Regions from separate parts of the Mus musculus genome. Here regions 2, 3 and 4 are each linked to region 1. Evidence: chromatin loops called from intact Hi-C (ENCODE). Cell type or tissue: heart. All regions are shown on one strand. Each heading gives the region's core, and the rest is flanking DNA. Links, peaks and the distances in the headings are about the cores only.

Region 1 (5,501 bases), core at 1,264-3,763:
GGGACCTTCAGAGCCTCTAGCTCCTTGGGGACCAGCTTCACCCTAGATCGGAGGAAAGGACAAATCAGATTGGGGCAGCCAGCATTACTTCTGTATGTCAGGTGTTGGAGGGCGGGGGAGCAAGGACGAGGACTTTGAGAGCTAGGAAGGGGACACCAGGATTGAGTCCAGGATTGTAGAGTGTGCTTCATTCTTGCCACCCTGGGCTTCTCTGATCTGGGTGATGCCTAGCCCATTGCCTATGACAATCATGTTCAAAGAAAGAACGTGCCTCACCTTAGCACCAACTGCACCAGGGAAGCCAGGAGGGCCAGTGGGGCCGGTGGGACCCTGTGGATGAAATGGAAGTTTAGCTACAAGGTGGAGGAGACTAAGAGCTTCTAAGTTTCAAAAGTTGATGTCAGCCCCAAGAGCTGACCCTGAGGTCTCACCCTACTCCCATACTCAAAGTCAAGGCCATACTTACAGGGGGTCCAGCAGCACCAACAGCACCATCGTTACCGCGAGCACCCTGTAAGAGAGAGGGGAAGCCCAATTATGTCCCCTGAGCAGTGGCCAGTACCCTTAGTCCCCAGGGAACTGCAACCAGAGCCCGGGGCATCCAAGGGGGGCAGGAGTACTTACAGCAGTGCCAGGAGGTCCAGGGCGACCTCTCTCACCGGGCAGACCTCGGGGACCCTAAAAACGAAACCAAGGGAGGTCGAATGAGATGGAGACACCCTCTTCTGCAGCCTCCCTCTTGGAGCGCCCCCTGTCACTCAAGCTGGCCTACTTACCATCTGGCCAGGAGCTCCGTTTTCACCAGGACTGCCGGGCTCTCCCTAGGAACAGAGAACAGAGTGAAGCATTCATAGTAGGACTGTTGGGCACAGGTCATTCAGGACCTCTCATCAGTATCTTACCTTAGGACCAGCAGGACCAGCATCTCCTTTGGCACCATCCAAACCACTGAAGCCCTTAATGGGGGGGAAAAGAGATGAAGTAAGACCCCTGTTGGGGGAGTATACCACTTTGACACCCACATGGATTTGACAATAATTTTTGGAAGATCTCCAGCCATCTCTCTGTCTCTGAGCTAAAGTAGATCCCAATTCACCTATCATCCAGCCAGTCTCTTTATTGGGACTTCTTCCCCCACAAAAGGAAGTCCTTTCAGATGTCTAACCTATGACCTTTGAGATATCTCTAGCTACCATCTAACATGATTCACAACAGGATCTCTTAGGGAAGGGGAGAGAATGGTGACTTGGGGCTTTGGGAGCTTCAGTGACTCCAAAGAGACTTACTCGGTGTCCCTTCATTCCAGGGAGGCCAGCTGTTCCAGGCAATCCACGAGCACCCTGGAGAGAAAGGCAAATGAGGACTTGGAAGGGTGTCAGAAGGAAGGGCTCTGTGACTATTGCTCCTAAATGTATCCCCAGTGCAGTAAGCCCTGGGCCCACCCTCACATCCTGCTCACCTGAGGTCCAGGAGGTCCACGCTCACCAGGACGGCCGGGCTTGCCAGCTTCCCCCTACAGAGAGAGAAAAGCCCATTATGGCAATGCTCCTCTATCCCCCATTGAAGGGTGGATTCAGTTTAAGGGACCAAATCTAACTTCTAACCTAAAACTCAGTTTATATCTACAGTGGTGTATTCATTTCCACATCTGCTCACCCAGAACTCTTAAACCTGGATTACTCCAAGGGATGGAGATGGATGGGGGTGAGGATGCAAGTGGGGATGGAGGCTGCCTCACTAAAACATTCTATTCAGTGGAAAGATGACTGCCAAGGGTCATCTTGACTTCTCCTGGTTATTGGTGCTGAGACCCTGCTGGGAAGATTTCAGGACCCACATAGAGAAGGCCACAGGATTTGATAGTGTCTTTCCCCAGGGGTACTTACATCATCTCCATTCTTGCCAGGAGGGCCAGGGGGACCTCGGGGACCCATTGGACCCTAGAGGGGACAGGAGAAGCATTTAGAACTCTTAGATGAGAGACAATAAGGAGGAAGACTGGAGCGAGGAGGTGACAAGCTACCCCTCTCTCAGTACAGGTGACTTTCCATAGGAGAATTTGTGGAGATGGAGGTGTGTCGGCATGGAGGACTAACTTACTGAACCGCCAGGCTCGCCAGGTTCACCAGGGGGGCCTTGGAAACCTTGTGGACCCTGAAGAACACGAGAGAAGGATAGGCTCAGAAAGGCAGGTTCCTCCCGGGCTGTCTCCCTCTTACAAGAGATGTCTACCAGCCTTCTGCCCTCATCCCCATCTCCCCCACCCCCGCAACAGTACATGCCCAAAATGATCCATGAAGACCCTTAGATACGTACAGGTGCACCAGGGGGGCCAGGGAGACCACGAGGACCAGAAGGACCCTACAGAAGGAAAAAGAGGGGCTTTTGATATCTGTGAATAAAGGCAGTATGGCAGAAATCTGTTTCTACCTCTTCCTGTGGGGATCACTGTCTGACTTGCATCTACTGTAGATCTCAAGTCCCTAAGGTGGCCTTTACCTCCCAAGCTATCTGTACCACCCCCTTGCAGGACATCATTGGCCTTTCTCTTCGGGATGCCTATCCTCTGTGTGGTCACTGCTCCCCCTGGTGGCTCACCATGGGGCCAGGCACGGAAACTCCAGCTGATTTTTCATCATAGCCATAGGACATCTGGGAAGCAAAGTTCTAGAAAAACAAGAGAGAATGTGTGAGAAATTGGACTCTGGATGGTAAATTGAAAGCCAGGAGGCATTAGCAGTAATGGGACAAACGGATGTAGGCTTCCGGAAGTAATTAACTCAGGGAGACAGCAATATAGCCTGTAAGATATTCCTGTACCAGACACCTCGACTGAATTTAATCTAACCAGACAATCCCAAACTACAGAAGAACCTATAAAATAACACCCTCTGCCCAACAGCCAGACTCTTCAAAACCTTCCCAAGTCAAGGATGACATAGAGTCTCAGAAACAGTCTACATTTGTGGGAACCAAAGGAATGAGACAATGGAATGCAATTGGCGGTCTTAGACAGGAAGGGGGCGGGAGAAATGCTATAAAGAACATTTTGGGAGGCATTGGTGAAATCTGCAAATGAGATTGCATATCAGGCAATATTAATCAGGCTAGATCAACATTAAATTTGGTGCTATGGTTCCATAGAATGCCCTTGCTCTTAGGAAATGCACTTAAGATCGTAAGTCACGGGCACGTTCTTGGCAACTTATGTCTCAAATGGTCCAGGACATACAGCGACATAGAGAACTGGGTGCCCAGAAAGTGGCAAAGCGGTTGTGTTGAAGAGTGTATAGAAGTTCTATTCTATTCTATTTTCTGTAAGTTTATAATTATTTTAAAATAGAAAACTATGTCTGACAAAACCAAAGCAAAGAAAAACAAACAAACAGACAGACAAACAAACAAACAAAACGGGAAGTCACACCCCTCTGGGGTCTCCAAGATCTACTTACTCCTCCAAGGCCAGGGGGTCCGGGGGGCCCAGGGGGACCAGGAGGACCAGGAAGTCCAGGCTGTCCAGGGATGCCATCTCGTCCAGGGGGGCCAACGGGTCCCTGCACCAAGAGACGGAGGGGGCTGCTATGAGCACAAATCAGAGCCACGCCCCCTCCAGTTTCCCAGCTCATTTAGAATACGATGCTTACCCTTGGGCCTTGGGGGCCAGGGTCTCCCTTGGGTCCCTGTGGGGTTGAGGATGAAGAAACAAAAGGCCGTTAAGAGAAGCAAAGAAAACTGCAGTTTATTGGAGGACAGTGGGGGTCGTGGACGGGTGGGAGGAAAGTAGGGAGCAGATTATTACCTCGACTCCTACATCTTCTGAGTTTGGTGATACTGGGGAGAAAAACGTTCAGTTAGAAGTAAATTTACTAAGGTACCTGGGGGTGTTATAGGCTTTCAAGACATAGGCGAGGGAGGGACTCCAACCTCCCTTAACCCTAGGACCAGAACCGTACCGTATTCTTCCGGGCAGAAAGCACAGCACTCGCCCTCCCGTCTTTGGGGGTTGGGACAGTCCAGTTCTTCATTGCATTGCACGTCATCGCACACAGCCGTGCCATTGTGGCAGATACAGATCAAGCATACCTCGGGTTTCCACGTCTCACCATTGGGGACCCTTAGGCCATTGTGTATGCAGCTGACTTCAGGGACTGAGCAAATGGGAAGAGACACAGGATGTGTGCGGGTCAGAGACCTTACCCCGGAGCACCAGGGATCCCAGCCTTACTCACTCTTTGCCCTGTCTAAGAGGCGCACGGAGACTTCCCACTTCCTGAATCTTTCCCCCCACTCCCTATATTCTTCCCTCAAATCCTTAAATGCAGGTCTGCTCCATATCGGCGACGTTCAGTGACAGCACCAGGGCGCCTGGCCAGGACTATAACGTCCCAGTTCTCAGGAATTTAAACAAAGCTCTAGACTGGGGTTTCTTCCAAACAACTTCAGCCCACGCGCGCGGGAACCAAATGAAATAAAAAAGCCTGCTGAAGGAGAGTAGGAGGGCTCCTACGCAGTAGGTGGGGGCTCGTGGGACGTGGTTTGCGCGGAGACAGGAGGCGGGGGTGGGAGGAGAGAAGGGGAAATTCAGCCCTGGTCCCACCTCCTTTCCCGGGGCAGGTGGGGCGGAATGGGCGGGGCTACAATGTGGAGGGGCTGATTTCAGTGGAGCCCTGTCCAGTGTAGTAAAATGTATCCCTAAAGTTAGATACATCCCAATTTCCAGCTCCCAGGAATCTTGAAAACTTGCTAACTAGACAAGCCGGGTCCTTCAAAGCCAGTAGTGCTTTGGAATCTCCTTAGCCAAAGAAGTCAAGTCTACAAATAGTAATGATGAGTTAACCACGCCCACCGCTCCAGGACCTGATCAAGGCAACCACTAGGTGGCGGGCAAAACTAAGCAATGCAGGGGCGGACCGACTTTTACTCGGCCTGGGTCACTTCTTTCAAAGACCAGAGCTACCCCATCCATCCCTGCTTTTATTTTCCTAGTCTGGAGATGAGGGTCCGCAATAACCCAGGTTTTCCTTCTCAGCCTGTGCGCTGTAAAGTGCTGTACCAGGACTCGTAGTGCTCTCGGCTGGCCAGCAGGAGGCACAGGGACCGCGCCCAGTCAAGTCCTAGCCAAACTTTCTCATCCAGCAACCCGCCCTCTCCGTGCGTCCCCTCCCCCCCCCCCGAGAGCCCAGCACCCCGGAGGCCCCAGCAACACTGTCTAGCCTGCAGAGAGGGCAAACAATCTTTCCTTATGAATCATCCCGCAGCCTTTTTGATAGCTTTTACATCTTGAGCTCCGAATCTCTATTCCAGAGGCCTTATTTCATTTTCGACGTACTCTGCCCCAACCCGTGTCCAGATTCCCACTTTTCCTGTTGTGCTACAGATGGGTGCTTGAAATTTCTTCCTGGGCCATCTCATGCAAGGCTCCACTTCTGAGAACTGCTCCCCCTCATCTGCTCAACAGGGTGACCTCTCTCATCCCGTTTCCTCTCCATCACCGTCCCATC
Region 2 (5,501 bases), core at 1,729-4,228, 100 kb before region 1:
CTGATGTGGGGACACGGCTCCTCCACACTGAATCCCCCTTGAGCCATTGTCAATGGATGGAGTTTACTGTCCAGAATAAAACTACTGATGCGGAGGAGACAGTCAGGCTCAGCTGCAATTCCTGCCAGGCACTGGAGCGCAGGGCTACACTAAAGGCTACCCAGGGGATGTTCTTACGACCTGCGTGCTCAGACGCAAGAGCAATGAACTAGAAAGCAGGTCGCCGGAATGGGCTTTATGGGTGCATCTCTAAAATCGTGGCTACAGAGAGAGCTGGCAAGAAACGCAGCCCGAAGGAACAAAGAGAGACCGTGGGCAGCCTGGACGCACACACTGTGCTGGGACTGACCTGGAGCATGGCGGCATCCTTCAGAGAGCAGGGTCCTGGCGCAGCAGACATTGGTAGGATGAAGAGGAGAGACTTCTGATCCATCCTGACCACCTCAGCCTGGGCAAGGCCTGGAGATCCCCACGAGACCACGTGGGGTGTGATACTTGAATGTAGCATGGCAGGGGAGGGCCCAGCCCCTGCCCCAGTTGGCCAGACTTAACTCTGCTCCCTTGACCACAGAGATGAGATTCTGAGCTGCCTGTGGCTTTCTTCCCCTCCCCCAGGGGCTGCATCCCCATTCTAGCAGTGGAGGCTGATTTCCCAGGTCCTCTCCCCATCCCGGTCCACAGGCAGGCCCACTCCCCAGCTCTGTCCCCTCCACCCCACGGTACTATAACAACTTCCCCGATCCTGTGCCTTCTTTGTATATGGGCTTCTCACTAAAATAAATAAACTGTTCCCAGTTTGTACTGCTGTGTCTGCTCCTACCTGCCCCCGCCCCAACGCCCCTCGTCCTGACCAATCTCCGTTCAGTCTGGAGGGGTAATACCCTTCCCTAGCTGGTCCCTTGGCGATGGACCTAGCACCCCACAGCAAGCCACACATGAGAGATTTTGATTCAAGCACAGAGTTCACGGAAATCCAGTTTTAGGGAGAGCGCCATACATGGGGGAGTGCTTTCTTTACCTGTCAGAGTTGTGGCCTGTTCCTGCTGGGTTCATTCTAACATCAAACGCTCCTGGCCTGGATTTGGGGAGGGAGGGAGGGAGGGAGGGAGGGACGGAGGGAGGGAGGGAGGGAAGGAGGGAGGGAGGGGAGTTGAGAACAGACCTGACGCACCCCCAGCTGATCTCAAATTATGTGGATCAGGATGGTCTTGAACTCATCCTCTCCCGTGATAGGGTATCAGGTTTCTTGAACTCATCCTCTCCCGTGCTAGGTCCATCATCAGGTTTGACCCAAGCTGACTTTAGGAAGGGAGAGAGGGGGCAGGGGGAGGAAGAGAGGTCCCATCCAATTGGCCTGGCCCTTGAAAGTACACCCTCTGTGCTACCCGCCACCTCTAATTGTTAGGCTGGTCGATGTCTAGCGATCCTCCCTCACAGACCTGAAGCCTCTCTGCCAACCTCACTTCCTTTCTTCTGTCTGTCTGCTCTACTACATGCCAGGCTGTGTGTTCAGCACTGCAAATAAAGCAACGACTAGGTCAGACACAACCCGTGTCCTCCTTAAACTAAAGTCCAGTGGGGAAGACCCACGAATCAGCAGTTAGCCCACTTTGTGAGAAGCTCTCATGTCATCCTAAGATCAGGAGAGGCACGTAGGGAGCCCAGCCCAGCCCAGGAGCTCAGCAAAAGGACATGGCTAAGCAGCCAAGACCTGAAGAATAGGTACAGGAGGTTGAGAAGAACGATCCAGAACCCCACCCCCACCCCACCACCTCTCCAAGTAAAAAGAGATAGCATTGTCAGTGGTTTAAAGATTAGAGGCTGGGGCAAGGCGGCAGGTAGATGGAGTTGGGAGTTGTTGAGCCTGGCAATCTGAAAAGATGAAGCTAAGGAATGGAGCCAAAGTGGATACTGGGATAACTGGAAAGGCTCCAGTAAGAGGTGGAAAGGTGGACCAGGAGAAATGGCTCAGCAGTTAAGAGTACTTACTGTGTGTGCTTTTGCACAGGCCCTGGGCTGCGTTCCCAGCATCTACACCAGCTTCGTAACCGCCTGTAACTCCAATTCCAGGCAAGCAGATGCCCTCCAGCCCCACAGACACCTATGTGCTGTGGTATGCAAAAACTCACTTGGGTGCACACACATACAGATTATAAATAGATCCTTTAAAAAATTTTTTTTGGGTTTTTTTTTGTTTTGTTTTTTGTTTTTTTTTTTAAAGACAGGGTTTCTCTGTGTAGCCCTGGCTGTCCTGGAACTCATTCTGTAGACCAGACTGGCCTTAGACTCTGAGATCCTCCTGCCTCTGCCTGGGATTAAAGGTATACACCGATACTTTTTTTTTTTTCAAGTGAAAAGGCTCTGTGTGTTGGAACCAACCAGGCCAGATTTGTAGTTGAGAATGCTTGCTAATTCTGTTTTCCTGCCTATAAAATGGAGGAAACGATATAATAATCCAGCAAGCAGTGCCTGGCCCACAGCATTACGCTTTCCAAGGTGAACTCTTGTTTTGTGTTGGCTACAGTTAAACTGTTATAACTTGCAGTGTGTGTGTGTGTGGGGTGGGGGGGTTGAGGATCAAACCCATAGTCTTGCATATTCTAGGAAAACACTCTATTACTGAGTTACTACCAGCTCAAACCCACCTTCTCTACCTTTTGGAGAAAAGATCTTACTAAATTACCCAGGCTGGACTTAAACTCACACTGCCTCAGGTGGGCCTTGGACAGATCTCCTCCTGCCTCAGCCTCCAAGAGGAGCACCAGGACTTCCTAAAGGCCAAACCTCAATCCTGTCTGTGCTTCACAGGGCCATAGTAAAGGCCGGGAAACCACTGGATAATCAATAGTAATGAACCTAGGAAGGCCCAGAGAGTGGGGCACATACCAAGTTTTACCAAAAGAGGGCGCATGACATTTCTCAGGGAAGAGGCAGGGAACTGCTAGGAAGACTGGGCTGGGCTCCCAAGCCGCTAACCACTAAGATGCCTTAGCTCCTGGGGACTCGCAATAAGGAAGCCAGCGGCACAGACAGTTGCTCGTCTCGGGTTAGGTGCACAGAAGGTTACCTTCTTAGGTGGTTGTGCAAGACGCGCAAGGTTTTATGCTCAGTCAAATGAGCGAGGTAATAATAAAATGGAACTTAACTAAAATTAGCACTGACCATAGCTCCTGCTCCCGCCTCTGCCAGTCCTAAGGGGGTTTGGCTCTGGCTGTTTTTGTTGTTGTTTTCCAAGTACCAGAGATCAATACAGGGCTTCATGCATACTGAGCAAGTGCCATGCCTTCTGAGCTACATTCCCACCCTGATATCGGATCTTTTTCGAAAGAGAGAGAGAGAGAGAGAGAGAGACCTTTTCTTGGGCTTTTTGGATATTTATGGAAGTCAGCGGGTTGCACGCATATAGGATAGCTTAGTATAAGCTCGCATACTGGTTTCGGATTTTGCAAGTGTTCATTCTGGGTCCATCATAGGAGTGAGAAACCACTGTGAGCCCCTATAGCAGAGCAGGTAAGCAGGTTGTCAGGTCAAACAGGTGCCTTTAGGAAAGGGACAGGGCAGGGAAGGGAGGTTTTAAAGAAGGAGACAGGGGAAAGAACCAGGGAAAGTAGAACGTCAAACGAAGGGTTAGCGGGACTCTGGGGAAGAAAGGGTTAACTCGGGGCTGGCCCCCAAGAAGTGTAGTTGGCGACAGGAGGCGGGACTTGAGCACAGCCCAGGAAAACAACAGGCCGTCTCCAGCACCTTCACGGTTAAGGAGGTGGGCCTCGAGGAGAGCCACGTGTCGAAGCGCAAGGCTATTGGTTCTCCCAGAGTTGTTTGTGCGCGCCCATTGGCGACGTCGGGGCGCCGGGACAAGCCGATTGGCTAGGCGTTGGAGGCATCGCCAGGGCAAGGGTAGGGAGGAGGCGGCCGAAGCCCGTCTCCCGGCTAAGCTGGGCCGAGCTGACGGCCGGTGCCAGCGCCTCCAGCCCCGGGACAGCAGCGAGATCCAAGCCCGAGCCGCAGGCGCCGTCGCCATGCGCTGGGTCCGGGCGCTGTTGAAGAATGCGTCCCTGGCAGGGGCACCCAAGTACATCGAGCACTTCAGCAAGTTCTCCCCGTCCCCGTTGTCCATGAAGCAGTTTCTAGACTTCGGTACGGAGTCGGCGTAGGCGGGCACCGGGGGCTGTGGGCGCGGGGAAGGAGACCCTGGCAATGAGAGGTTAACATCGGAGGAAGAGGTCCTGGGTGGTAGGAGGGTTGGCTTGGAAGAGTATGGACAGGAATGGGTAAACGGCGAGGCCAACCTGGCTGCCCACAAAGAGTTAAGAGTGCCCCCTTCACAGTTAACTAAGAATGGGGGCGCGGAGAAAGCGTTGCGAGGGATCGTGGAGAGTAAGAGACAGTGAGGGCATAGGACCCTATCCAGACATGATAGAGTTAGTGGGAGATCCCGGCCACTGAGAGTGGGCAGCCAAGAGTAAACAGGAGACGTGCTGTTGGAGTGCTAAGGAGATTCAGCCATCTGGAAGACCTGTGCTGTGCACGAAGGGCGGGGTACTTCTGAACAGAGCAAGGGAGAAAAGCCAGGGCAGGTGGGAAGGGGGCCCCTTGAAGTAGGAGGTGCTAACAGGGGAACTCCCCTGACTGGTGAGCCTCCACCCACTGCAGCTGCCCACTGGGCAAGGACACTTGAAGATCAAATCTGTTCTGACCTGGCAGCGGTTCCTAGCTGGGCAGAGCCCAACTTACCATGAGGTAGTCAGGTGGCTTTCACCCTCCTATGGCTACCCCTGGGTTTCTGAAGATCACCCACTCGGTGTTCTGAGGGTGGAGGTGGCTTTGGGGCAGGAGAAAGCTTTGCGGAGTGGAGGATGGAGACGTTGTGTGGCCCCCATCTGTCTGCAAGGTATTCCCTGGTGCCAGCTGGTGTAGGGAGTGGACCCAGGTCTCTCAAGAGTTGGCTGTGTCACAGGCAGGAGGACAGGAAGATGGCCGACAGGACTTGGGCACCTGTTTTCCAGGATATGCCTTGTTACTCCCTGTTCAGTTGGAGTTGTGAGCTTTGCTTGTGTAGGAAATCCTCCAGGGCCCACTCCAAGTCCCCGCCAAATGAATGCCACAGCTAGAAGGGACTTGGCCGTAGTTCGGTCCACCTATCTGGGGAAAACTGCTGATGATATACAGTAAGTTACAGAAGCATCGCCTGCTGTTGATCCTAGGTCTCCTGTCTCTAGCTGACACAGCTCATTCCTCTACTGCCTGTTAATCTTGACCCTGGACCAAGGTCCCCATTTGCCTCACAGATGGTCATTAACATGGCCAATTCTACATTGGCATTCATCTGTCTCCTCAGCCTAGATGAGATGGCCTGCCTCAGGGATAATGCTGAGTTCCTACAGTCCTGGGAACCTAGTCCTAGCACCCCATGGAGAAAAGGATTTCTTAGGTGCCTCTGCACCCTGGGCTAGCCCCCTGTGATGAGTGCCCACCTAGAGAGATGGAAAGGAAAGTGAGGT
Region 3 (5,501 bases), core at 1,802-4,301, 62 kb before region 1:
GTCCCTATCTTTGGAGATTCCTGAATAATCCAGCCCCTTTCCAGCTCCCAGGGGACTGGATTCCTGACAGCTCAGTCTGCATTCTGCTCTCTGTAGCTTCAAACAGCAGCACCTCACACAGCAGTTCTATGCACAGAGCCCCAAGTCCTGAGCTCCCGCAGGATCCTGTACCTAATCTAGACCCACCTCGAAGTCTGAGGTACCATGCCCCAAACGGCACTGTTCCCTGGACCCCCCCCCCCCCCAGCCTGAGCCTGCTCTTATCACTTCCCTGCCTGGTGGAAGATGCTGCTGTCCCACAGCAGTCCAAACGGGTCCTGGTTGTACTTCTGTCTTGCTTGCTGCAAACACCTCGTGCTTTCTAAGCCTAGATGCCTCAGGCCTTCCTGCAGACCCTCACACTTGCCACAAGGCCTTTTCAGGTAGTTCCTTCTGCTAGGAATGCCCCATCTACCCTTCCTTGTAAGCCTGTTGTGTACCAATTTCCCAGAGAAGCCTGCTGGGACTTCAGTAGGGCAGCATTCCCTGCCCTGCAACGGGACAGGGTTCTTCCTGAGCTAGAGGCTGAGGTAGAAACATAACAGTATGCAGACTCATTAAGACACACGAGGACCAGGGTCAATTCTGCCTTTACTCCTAACTGTGCCTGAAGTGGCATTAGCTGTCTGGAAGTTACCTTAGATGTCTGTCAGTTGAATGCCTCTTTGCTTTCTGAGCCTGAAACCACCTGTGACTCCTGAAACCACCTGTGACCCACCGTCTGCTTCATGTCCTGAGAGCACCCACCCCCCCAAAAAAATGCAGCCTGGTCCTTCCTTCTCATCCCTGGCCTGTATCCTGACTCTCCCTGACAGCCTCCGACAAAGCCTCTAACCAGTTTGTCCATATTCAAGTCTTTCTTACCCCCAAGCCTCCTTCCCACACCCGCCCCCATTTCCTAGATGGTGAACTTCGAACACAATTCTAGGGTCCACAGCTCCGTGCCTGCAGAACCGAGGCTACAGTTCTTGAAGGGTGAGGTCTACACAGTGTCGATTTTTCTAGCTTTCCCACCATCTAGCTGCCTCTTCACCTCTCTCAGCAGGAACAGCTACCATACCCTACCAGGCCTCCTTCCAAAGTCAGCCTGCAAGCTCCCAGAAACCCCTGCACTGCCCTGGATGCCCGTCCCCTGCCCTCCTCCATCTATGTGGGAGAGGACACACATATTCCTATTGTGCTGCATCTCCATGGCCCCTGGAGATTGGTTTATCCTACTATCCCGGAAACCCCGTGGGAGTTGGGACTCCTTCAATATATAGAAATCTGTGTGTCTCCAATGCCTGGGAGCGTGTGGGTACCCAATGTGCTTGTAAGCATCTGGTAGGCATGTACAGTAGCCATGTGTGGTTACCAGCTGGTGCTGTTAGTACGAGCATGTGTGCTGCTGGCCCAGGTAAAACTGTGCACGTCCTCTGACACTCTTCCTAGGCCGGGTGGCCTGAATGGTGGTTGTGTCTGTGCGCTTCTGGAACCTCAAGGACAGAATGGGTCTACCTACTCAGGCCACAATGCCCCTGACAGAATCGATCACGGGTGTCTGGAAATCATTATCGGTGCAGACGGAGTGTGTAGGTGTCTAACTGAATGGGTCTGTGGATTCAGGCTGGCGTGTGTCACTATATGCACCACTGTGTCAAAAAGTCTCTATCTTATCTCAGGGCCCGTGCAGAGTGGATGGCTGCTGAGCAGGACACACATACACAAGGAGTAAGACTTGGTTCATCACCGTGGACTTGCTGATACTGACTCTCGACTGAGCACTGACCCTAAAGCAGGCTGCAGCCTTCCTGGCTCTGCTGCAGGATTTCCATATATCGTCCCAGTGGCTTCTCATCTACCCAGCTCTATGCTCTTATACCACACCTTACATATGAGGGGGAAGACACCCAAGTGAATGAATAGGGGAACAGATGGGCCAGAGCTCTTGGGCCCTTAATCCTGATATCCCTGGTCTCACAGTAGCCCATGGTAAACCGTCGTATGTTAGGAGGCTGCCTGTGTGAAGGCAGAGCTCCCTCCTCCAGCGTTCAGCCGGGGTCTTCAGCAGGCACTCACGAGCACACAGGCACGCGCACCCTCACCTTCCGTTTCAGCTGCTGGATTTCCGCTTCAGTGACAGCATGCTTGATCTGGAGCTGCGGACAGAGGGTGGCACTCAGCTCCTAGGGCCAGCTACCCATCTGCCTTCCCCCACTGTCCCAGGGCCCCCCTTTTCCAACCTCCTTGAACTTGTGCACCAGCTTTTCGGGCTCCATCTCCACGGGGGACAGCGCATCCTCGTTCTCTGCTAGTTCAAACACCTCAATGGCCATTTCACCCCCTGGGAACGTTGGGCTCAGTTCTTCATCTTCGTCGGTGGCATACTCTCCTGTCTGTGGAGGGATGCAGGCAATGTGGGTCCATCTACTCCACTTCCCTCAGCAACCCTGCAGCCAGGCCGGACACCAGCAGCAGTATGCTCATGTTGGACTGGGGGGTCTCCACGGCTAGAATAGGGACACTGCAGGCCTGCAGAACCCCCTGTACTGTTTCCTCCATAACTCGGCTTCCTTGAGGACCCATCGCTCTCCTAATCAGGCTCCCTAGATTAGGGGCTCCCCCCAGAGAAAAGACTCAGAGAGGACTGTGTTTTCCTTCTAATTATAGGGAGGCAGAAGAGTGGGACTCTCCTGTTTGACCCGGAGTTCTCTGAGGGGAGGGTCTGCTTCTCTCTCAGACCATAAGTTCCCCTGGGACTTGGGGGTTTTTTGTTGTTATTGTTTTGTTTTTTGCTTTTTGTTTTACCAAGCCTGGAAAAAGTAGTTGAGGCAAATGAGTGCGCTGCTTCATCTAACCACCAGAGGGCAGTCACGGCCCTACCTCCTCATCATCCTCTCCATACTGGGCGTATCTCTGCTCCATCATCTCCCGCTGCCATCGCTCCTGCTCCAAGGTCTGCTGAATTAGCTGGGCCACTTCACTCTGTTCTCCAGGCCGCTCCCGGCCAATCATGAACCTGCAGGGGCACCAGAGTCATCTGTCATTCTGGCGTCACCCCAGCCTGGCTACAGCTGGGAATGCCACTGCCTTCCTTGTTGTGTGGGGCCCTCCCTCCAAACCTAGGCCCTCCCAGGGGAGGTGAACTGAGAGCCTGAGTCCAGAAGCTGTAGAATAAATAATGAATAGGGGAGCTGGGGCTCTCACATGGCTGCCTACCAGGAGAAGCAGGAAGACCTGCTCACCTTCCTGGCCAGCTGTGGGAAGGGGCTGTCAACCATGCTTCGGGGCTACAGGGGACATGGGCTCAGGGGCTCTCGGCATAGGAGCTGTTCCCACCAAAGAGGAAACAACAACCACAAAGCCAAGCCAAGCCAACAGCACAGGAGTGGGCAAAATGGCCCATCCTCGGGAATGGGGAATAGCCTGTAGAGGTGTGACTTGGGTGTGCTCCAAGCCCCGGGTCAGGAAGGGGCAGGATGATGGCAACTGCAGATTAGCACGGGGAGGAAACAGTGGGACTTCCAGGCATCAGCTCCTCCCCCCTCCCCTGGCCACCCACATCCTGTTTCTCTCTAACACCCTTTCCTGGGGGCAGTGCCCCTCTAGAAGTGGGGCAGGCAGCAGTTCCCAGGTGACCTGCCAGAGGAGCACACAGACTTAGTGGAGCCCAACAGGACCTGGGATGAAGCTCTAGGTGGGAGAAGCTAGTTTGGTTTTCCATAGGCGAGCCAGAGGCAGAAGAAGAGGAGAATAAACCGAGAGGAGAACATGGAGGAACAAGGAGAGTGGAAGCCTGAGTCTCAGTGGTGATCAGGGATCTCAGGATGGGAAGGCAGGCCTGGCAGGGGGCTGCAGGCACAATTCCCCGGGCAGGGACCTGGTGCGGAGAGGACCAGCTTTCTGACTGTTCCCTTGACTCTCACCGCACTCGGCCTTTGGTGTTCCTAAGTACAGAGGCTGCAAAGCTCTGGGTCACTCCCACCAGGCTCGTCCCATCCACCTCCACCAGCAGGTCGTTCACTTGGATCCTAGGGAAAGTGAGGTTGGTTAGGGGGTCATGAGAGGGACAGGAGCTGGGTTAAAGGTGGACTCTTCCCACTGGAAACTCAAGGCTCAGTCCCGACAAGGTTCCCAGAAAAGGTCCGAGAGAACCGAGAGAGAGCCAGGCAACACAGATGCAGTTATCCAGGACTACGAAAGGTGGCCAGCATACTTCCTGGAACAACCATACTCTTGTCTCCAGTCATACTCAATGGGGTGATGTGACCTGCTCAGAGCTCATTTTTACATGACATATGCCACTACCCCAATGCCCACCCAAATGCCTTGAACCCAAGCGTTCTCCTCTCCTGCTCACACACCAATCCACATCCACAAAGTTGCACACCCCGGCACAATCTAGCTGTGGGGGTGTCCTGCCCCCCACACACACACAAGAGCAGAAGATGGGGGAAGACTTGGATATCTTCTTCCACCTCCTGGGAGGTTTTGAGCCTCTTGGGGCTTCAGGTGGAAATAGAGAGAATGCCTGAGGCGAGCAGTTTTCCCCCTTATAGGCCACCTTCGCCCAGGATGCTGACATACCTGCTCTGCTAGCACACAGGTGGCAATGGCCAAGCTCTGGAAAGGGAGGGAAGTGCCCGAAGGACGCCATCCTTTCTGTCCCCGCTGCTTTCCTGCCACCTATGCTGCAGCAGGCAAAAGCCCTCTTACGTGGGCCCCCATGCCTCTAACATGACCCTACCTACAGTAACCCAGCCCTCACCACTCATGCCTGGCACGTGGAGGGGGTGTGGGTGTCAACCCTTCACAGCTTTCCTGAGGGAAAGCCTAGCCGTTCCCACTTCCTCCCCCTGCAACACACACAACCGAAAACCTGGCACAGAGGAGCCCGGGTGCCAGAGCTCTAATGCCCTTCGAGAACCTTCTGACTTACGGAACCCCAGGCCTCTGGCCACAGATATTTCACACAGGCACACACACCTATGCACACGCAATGAGCAGCCTTGGCTCCAGAACATGGCCACAACTAGCCCAATCCTATCCATCCCTGCATCCCTGGCTATCTACATTCCTGCCCCATTGGTTTCCACCTGGCTGGGGGCACATAGCTCAGCTGGCAGAGTCATGCTGCATGCATGATGCTCTGTGCTCACAGGGAACCTTTTATCTCTATTTATTTTCGTTTTGTTTTTCAAGACAGGATCTCACTATGTACTCCTGGCTATCTGGGAACTCATTATGTGTTGACCAGGCTGGCCTCAAAACACATAGATCCACCTGCTTCTGCCTCCCAAATGCTGGGATTAAAGGCTTAAGCCACTCCACCTGACTACAAGGAACCTTTTATATATCCTCACTTGGCCTTGCTAGCTCCTGCTTGGCCTGCAGCTCTTTCAATATCACTTCTTCCAAGAAGCCCACCTGTCAGAGTGGTCAGGCCCTCATACTTTATTGTTTGTTTGTTTTGTGTTTTGAAC
Region 4 (5,501 bases), core at 1,923-4,422, 170 kb before region 1:
CCTTCTGCAAGCCAGGGTCACTTGGACACCTTGAGGAGTTGGGCTTCTTCAGGTCTAAGTTGCTGTTTGCCGTCCTTCTCAGATCCCTTCTCCCAGCTGGATTGCATTTCCATCTCCCAGAAGTCCTGGTGGAAGAGGCACTTCTCCCACATGGACCAGGGATTGAATCTCATTAGACACTGGTCACACACCTATCCCCAAACCAGTTAGTGTCTCCTAAGGGAGTGGCCTGTCTGGGTCCCGCATTCACTCACCATGTGAGATAACAGCCCTCCCCACTCTAGGGGAGTGGGGGCCCTTCCCAGAAAAGGGTCTAGATGGCGCACAGGCAGAAGCATCCAGGCTGGCCATTACCCCCTTGGCGGAGAGCCAAAGTGCTTTCCGTTAAATCGTTTTGGGCTAGATCCCCAGAGCCAAGCAAACACGTCTCCATTTGATCACTTCCCGGATTATTGAAATGACCTATTGATGTGTCTCTCGCTGGGCAGCAAGCTCTCAAGGACAGTCACAATTGCTTCCTACCCTGTCCTCTACATCTTGTACCCAGCCAAGACTATACAACAACTATAGGCTGCCCCTGGGATCTTAGGCCAGCCCTGCTCTGGGCTGGTCCTCCATAGAGTTCAGATCAGCCTGGGCTGTAGGAAAAACCCTGTCTCAAAAAAAACCACAATAAAAAAATCATCACCTTCTCTCCCTGGATTCCTGTAGCCCAGTCACCTGGACATGATTGTGGCTCTGTGGAGCTAAGCAGGGATACCTTACTTCCCTGTATGGAAGCACAGTGACTCATGGGAGTCCACGCCCCTTTCAGCCCATCTGACTAGTCACTTGCTAGGTTCCCTGGGTTTTCCCCACTCTAGGTTCAACCCTGATGGTCCCTGGATGATGCACAATATCTAACAGCAGCCTTTGTTCCCAAAAGGGTGGGTACATAGAGGGAGTTAGGCTCCATGGACGGCTAATTTTATGTGCAGCTGACTTCTGGGACATGTCAGCCTCTGCGGTCATGTTATCCAATTCCTTACAATAAACCTCCCAGGGCCCACACAAACTCTGTTTCCCCGGAGATGAGTAGAGGTGCCTCCCCAGAACATCTGGGAGGAGCAAGTAGAGAAAAGCCCCAGGATTTTACTTTTTAAAAAGATTTATTTATATATTTTATGTATATGAGTGCTCTATCTGCATGTACACCTGTGTGCCAGAAGAGGGCATTGGATCCCATTACAGATGGTTGTGAGCCACCATGTGGCTGCTGGGAATTGAACTCATGACCTCTGGAAGAGCAAGGAGTGCTCTTAATCACTGAGTGTTGGTGTCAGGATTGGCTCCGAACCCATTGACAATTCACCTAGGCGACAGCGACCTGCACACCTGTTGCCAAGGCAACCGCCACCATATTGCCAGAATCCACTTGGCTCACTTCCCACCTTTACCTGCGGCTACATCACTATCCAAATAAAAGGAAGACCCCTCCCGCTGATCTCTCTCTCTCTCTCTCTCTCTCTCTCTCTTTGGCCTGGTGTGGTCTGTCTGGAGCTGTGCTTCTAACACAACACTGAGCTATCTTTCCAGCCCCAGATTTTATCTTAAGATAGGAAGAGATACAACAAAAACAACAGCCAAGTTACCTGCCTAGTCCTGTGAGCTTGATAGGAAATCTCAGTAGTTGGAGCAGTGTGTGAGACAGCCTGGCAGCCTGGGCCCTGCCTGAGTTGAACACTGAGTCTATGGCACAAAGAAGCAGGTTTGTAGGATTGAGACAGTGTCCCCCAGAATGGGGCTGGCCTCTGTGGGACACCATGGAGGCTTCAGGGGCAGGGCACTTCAACCAGGATTGGGACAGGGACAAGGAGTCACATGGATACTTCTACCTGCTGCTGTCAAACAGGCTGTGCCCTTCCAAGGCCCCATCCTCCGAGGGCCTATGAGACTTGATTTGTCCCAGTCAAATTGGGGTTCTATACCTAGTGGGAATGCCAGAGTAAATATCAGTGAGTTCATCACATCTGGGCGTGTCCTTCCAACAATAGAAAACAAATACACAGTTGAGCATCCATGTGTCCTGCAACTGGCCCTGGAGGCTGAGATGCAGGATAAAGGGGGAAGAGAAGGTAGAGGGTGGAGAGAGATGCTGAGGGTGTTTATCCAGGACAGACAGACAAAGCCGCAGTGTGTCAGAGCCCCAATTTTACCAATGTAGAATGAAGCTCAGAGAGGGAGAGAGACCTGCCCAAAGGCACACAGTGATGCCTTCTGTCTTCAGAGCAGAGGCATGTCACCCAGTTGGAGCCTTGACTCTGGTGGTTCTCATCTCTGTCCCAGCCAATAGTGGCATGTGGCTCTGGGCTGGCTGGACCTGCCCTCTCAAGGGAGAGCAGCCGGGCAGTTTCTTCACTTGAGTTGAGAGACATCCACTGACTTTGTAGATTCAGATGTTGGAAAAAAGGCAGAGGGCAGCAGCCAGAGTTCATTATAGCTCTTCTGTTTCTCTGTGGGGAGGGCAGGAAGCCCCCTGCCTACCCTCTCTTTGTTTGGTGGGACAAGAGAGAGGAAAAAAGATCAAACTGGAGGTGGACTTTTCCAAGCATTAGAAGTCTCTTCCTTTTTTATTTTTTAAAAAGAATTATTTTATGTATAGGGGTACACTGTAGCTGTCCCCAGACACACCAGAAGAGGGCATTGGATCCCATTACAGATGGTTGCTGGGAATTGAATGAATAATCTCTGGAAGAGCAGTCAGTGCTCTTAACCGCTGAGCCATCTCTCCAGCCCTAGAAGTCTCTTTCTACGAAGAATTGTAAGTGGCTCGCGCCACACACTCATAAGCCTATGATCTCAAGATAAGAGGATTGTGAATTCAAGGCTAACCTGAGGAAGAGCCAATTCCAGATCCTACCTACACTGTGGGGGCAGGCGCTTATAGTGACTGCAGTTACCATGGTCACCACCAGGTGGCAGGCCCGCCCACTTCCAAAGGACTAGCGGCTGGGAATTAGGATAACTCGGTTGAGTGATGGGTTTGCTTATTCATCCTTCGGTCATTTATTCGATTATCATTCATTCATGGTTTCTATTCCCCAAGCACATTTTTGTGCCAGGAGGCACTGTTTTAGATGTGGCTAGGACAAGGTGGACGGATGTTCTAGGCACTTCACCCTCCCTCTCTGCTCAGCGGGCGGTACAGGCTGTCGCTGGTCAGGCCTACAATGGCGGCAGGTGTCTGTGGGCCAGGTCTTAAGCCACATGGCGGACTGCCTGGGTTTCTTCCCGCTGCAGCCACTTGGGATGGTGCTCCTATCCTTTCCCTCTGTAGCAGAGCCAGCAGGCAGTGGGCCCTGCGCAATGTTTGGATCGCTGCCCTGTATCAGGTCGCCCGCAGCGGGTCTCAGGTGTAGCCACACAATGGTCCCTGGGGCTGAGGTTTTCCCCATCTCTCTTCTTCCTCTAAACACGCTCAACCTCAAACCGCCAATCCCAGCCCCCTCTCCTGCTGCTTCCTTCTGCTCTCTTCAGCAGCTTTTCTCAGAAGTAGCCAGGGAGCTGAGGATGGGTACTAGAGACGCCTGGGCCTGGGATGCTTGGGAATCCATCTGTTTTCTTCGAATCTCCCTCGCTGCCCCTCCTCCGTCCCCCCACCCCACCCCCCATGTCACTAGTTTCCGGTGTGTTGGAAGCATCTTCTCTTTGGCTGTTGACAGGGTCCCCTCCTAAGGACATCCTCTAAAGACCAGGGAGTTTGGGGTTGTACACTGCCCAGGCCTTAGTTCCTCACACAGAGCCCTGCATGCATGGTCCAGATGAAGGTGGTCTACTGCACACAACTATGTGTAGAAGGAGATCATGGGGACCCACCCACCTGTGCCAAGCAGGGTGATGTGTAGGAGGCGGCACTGAGGAACTCACCCAGTACCTGGCACCCTTTGCCCAAGGAGTTGCCCTGATCTAACGTGGAGGTGCCTGCTTCCCACCTTAATAAGAACCACGGGGCTTCAAGGGTTTACACCCTAAGGATGCTGAGCCTACAGGGGACAGAGAGTATCTTGGAAACCATTCTTTGAACAGGTTTCTGATTCCAGAAGAGATCTGCCACTTCTGCCCCAGCTCACATCCTCCCTTATCCAGGGTCCCGGGTCTGGCGACTCACAGCACAGCTCAGCTGGGAGGCATCTAGCTGTGCCCACAGCTCTGGCATCTGGCCGCTGGCCCCACATCCGAGGCGCTCTACTGAGACCTCCCTAGCAGTCCTCTTCCCCATTAGTGTTGTGTTCCCTGCAAGTACATCTAAGAGGTGGGCAAGGCCTGGCGCGCCAAGCGCTCGGGTGCCAGGTGGAGTGGGAGTTCCGCTCTTTATCAGTTCATCACATTCCGCGCATTCCCTCCGGGCTGAGTCGGGGAGGTCAGCCGGAAGGAAGAATGCGGGCGGGGGGTGGGGGTGGGGGCGGCTTAAAGTCCTTGGTCTGGGTCTGTGGGTCTGCTTTAGCTGGGCTTCTGCGGGGCTATCTCTGTTCGCTCCTTCCCTGCACCCCTCAGAGGTCTTCTTCAACACTGTGCGCTGCTCCAAGGTCTCCTCTCGGTGGCTCTCTTTCTCTTCCTGCTCTGTTCCCCTCGGATTTTTTTTGTTTTGTTTTATGTTCTGTCCCCGCCCCCTGCCCTTCTCAGCTGCCTTCTCTCTTCCATCTCTGAATGCTGATGTGAGTCGAGAGACAGGTGAGTAGAATTTATTTCGTGCAGACTGCTTCTGCTCTGACCATTTTCTATGTGTCTTGGGTCTAGGACTTGCCTTCTATGGCCATGGTCCCTTCCACCCTTGGGAACACCGTGTTCTGGGTTTCCAGCCCTGGTTCCCCTAGCCCTTACCACCTCCTCCTCCTCCTCCTCCTCCTCCTCCTCCTCCTCCTCCCCCCCTTCCCTCTCCCCTCCCCCCTCCTTCTCTTTTCCTGACTCTCTCTATCCTGGAGCGATTTCTTTTCAGAGCTCCCTTCCCGTCTTTACAAGGCTAACGGTGAAGGCCAGCCTTCCTGCCTCCCACCTGTACCTAGGTCACTTACTCTCTGGCTAAGATGCCTGCCAGTCTTCTCAGAAGCACCTAGGTATTGGTTTGGTTAGTACTTCAACAGTGTTGTCCTAATGCTAAAATGGGGTATGATAGTCAAACATCAACCCATGAGCCACATCCCCAGTTATCCTCAACATATTACATCAGAAACATAGAGCGTTGTGTCCTCCACAATATCAGAATTTATTGAAAAAAAACAATACATTCCCAAGCCGCCTTGGTTCGGTTGGCAGAGATTTGCCAGTTGTTCTGATTTTTTCCTGTGGTTGTTAACAGTTTCTTTGATTCTAATCTCAACTCCTAATATTAGCTGTCAGAGTCCACACTAACACTTCTCGCAAGAACACACAGATGCACAGGTTACAGGCCGACTGACTGTCCTGCGGGAGGCAGAGCTGACCTGAAGTTCAAGGAAGTCTGTGGAGGACCAGATAAGGAGTCC

What was found. A loop is a pair of places that touch in the nucleus more often than their neighbours do. Peaks named below come from ENCODE experiments on the same cell type or tissue, not always from the same donor. Only the 100,000 strongest peaks of a DNase experiment are listed, where the experiment ranks them.
Region 2: a loop joins it to region 1, with 4 times the contacts of the local background. A loop is called at or near these places in 9 of 42 quality-filtered maps.
Region 3: it touches region 1 in a loop (4-fold over the local background); 8 of 42 quality-filtered maps call a loop at or near these places.
Region 4: it touches region 1 in a loop (2.7-fold over the local background); 7 of 42 quality-filtered maps call a loop at or near these places.

The regions. Positions count from the first base shown.
Region 1 is chr11:94,936,557-94,942,057 of GRCm38, reverse strand. Col1a1 (collagen, type I, alpha 1) reads right to left here. Exons shown (of 51, transcript NM_007742.4): 2 at 3,954-4,148; 3 at 3,800-3,831; 4 at 3,645-3,680; 5 at 3,453-3,554; 6 at 2,599-2,667; 7 at 2,317-2,361; 8 at 2,101-2,154; 9 at 1,887-1,940; 10 at 1,460-1,513; 11 at 1,287-1,340; 12 at 903-956; 13 at 777-821; 14 at 625-678; 15 at 467-511; 2 more. Among named protein-coding and RNA genes, the nearest start is that of Col1a1, 3.1 kb to the right of the region's middle. In heart, for the core only: a CTCF peak has its summit at 2,595 (motif pointing left); DNase peaks (open chromatin) are centred at 2,567 and 3,587; H3K4me3 peaks cover 60 bases; H3K27me3 peaks cover 1,471 bases.
Region 2 is chr11:95,039,775-95,045,275 of GRCm38, reverse strand. Pdk2 (pyruvate dehydrogenase kinase, isoenzyme 2) reads left to right here and starts at 3,905. Exons shown (of 11, transcript NM_133667.2): 1 at 3,905-4,137. The coding sequence starts at 4,020. Itga3 (integrin alpha 3) reads left to right here. Exons shown (of 26, transcript NM_013565.3): 26 at 1-801. In heart, for the core only: a CTCF peak has its summit at 2,894 (motif pointing right); DNase peaks (open chromatin) are centred at 2,885 and 3,815; H3K4me3 peaks cover 1,484 bases; H3K27ac peaks cover 1,449 bases.
Region 3 is chr11:94,998,755-95,004,255 of GRCm38, reverse strand. Ppp1r9b (protein phosphatase 1, regulatory subunit 9B) reads right to left here. Exons shown (of 10, transcript NM_172261.3): 4 at 3,945-4,049; 5 at 2,902-3,037; 6 at 2,262-2,414; 7 at 2,124-2,177. Among named protein-coding and RNA genes, the nearest start is that of Gm51875, 7.8 kb to the left of the region's middle. In heart, for the core only: a CTCF peak has its summit at 2,878 (motif pointing right); DNase peaks (open chromatin) are centred at 2,105, 2,483, 3,015 and 3,515; H3K27ac peaks cover 1,729 bases.
Region 4 is chr11:95,104,492-95,109,992 of GRCm38, reverse strand. No RefSeq gene overlaps it. Among named protein-coding and RNA genes, the nearest start is that of Dlx3, 13 kb to the left of the region's middle. In heart, for the core only: a CTCF peak has its summit at 2,945 (motif pointing right); DNase peaks (open chromatin) are centred at 2,942, 3,332, 3,849 and 4,352; H3K4me3 peaks cover 491 bases; H3K27ac peaks cover 740 bases; H3K27me3 peaks cover 474 bases.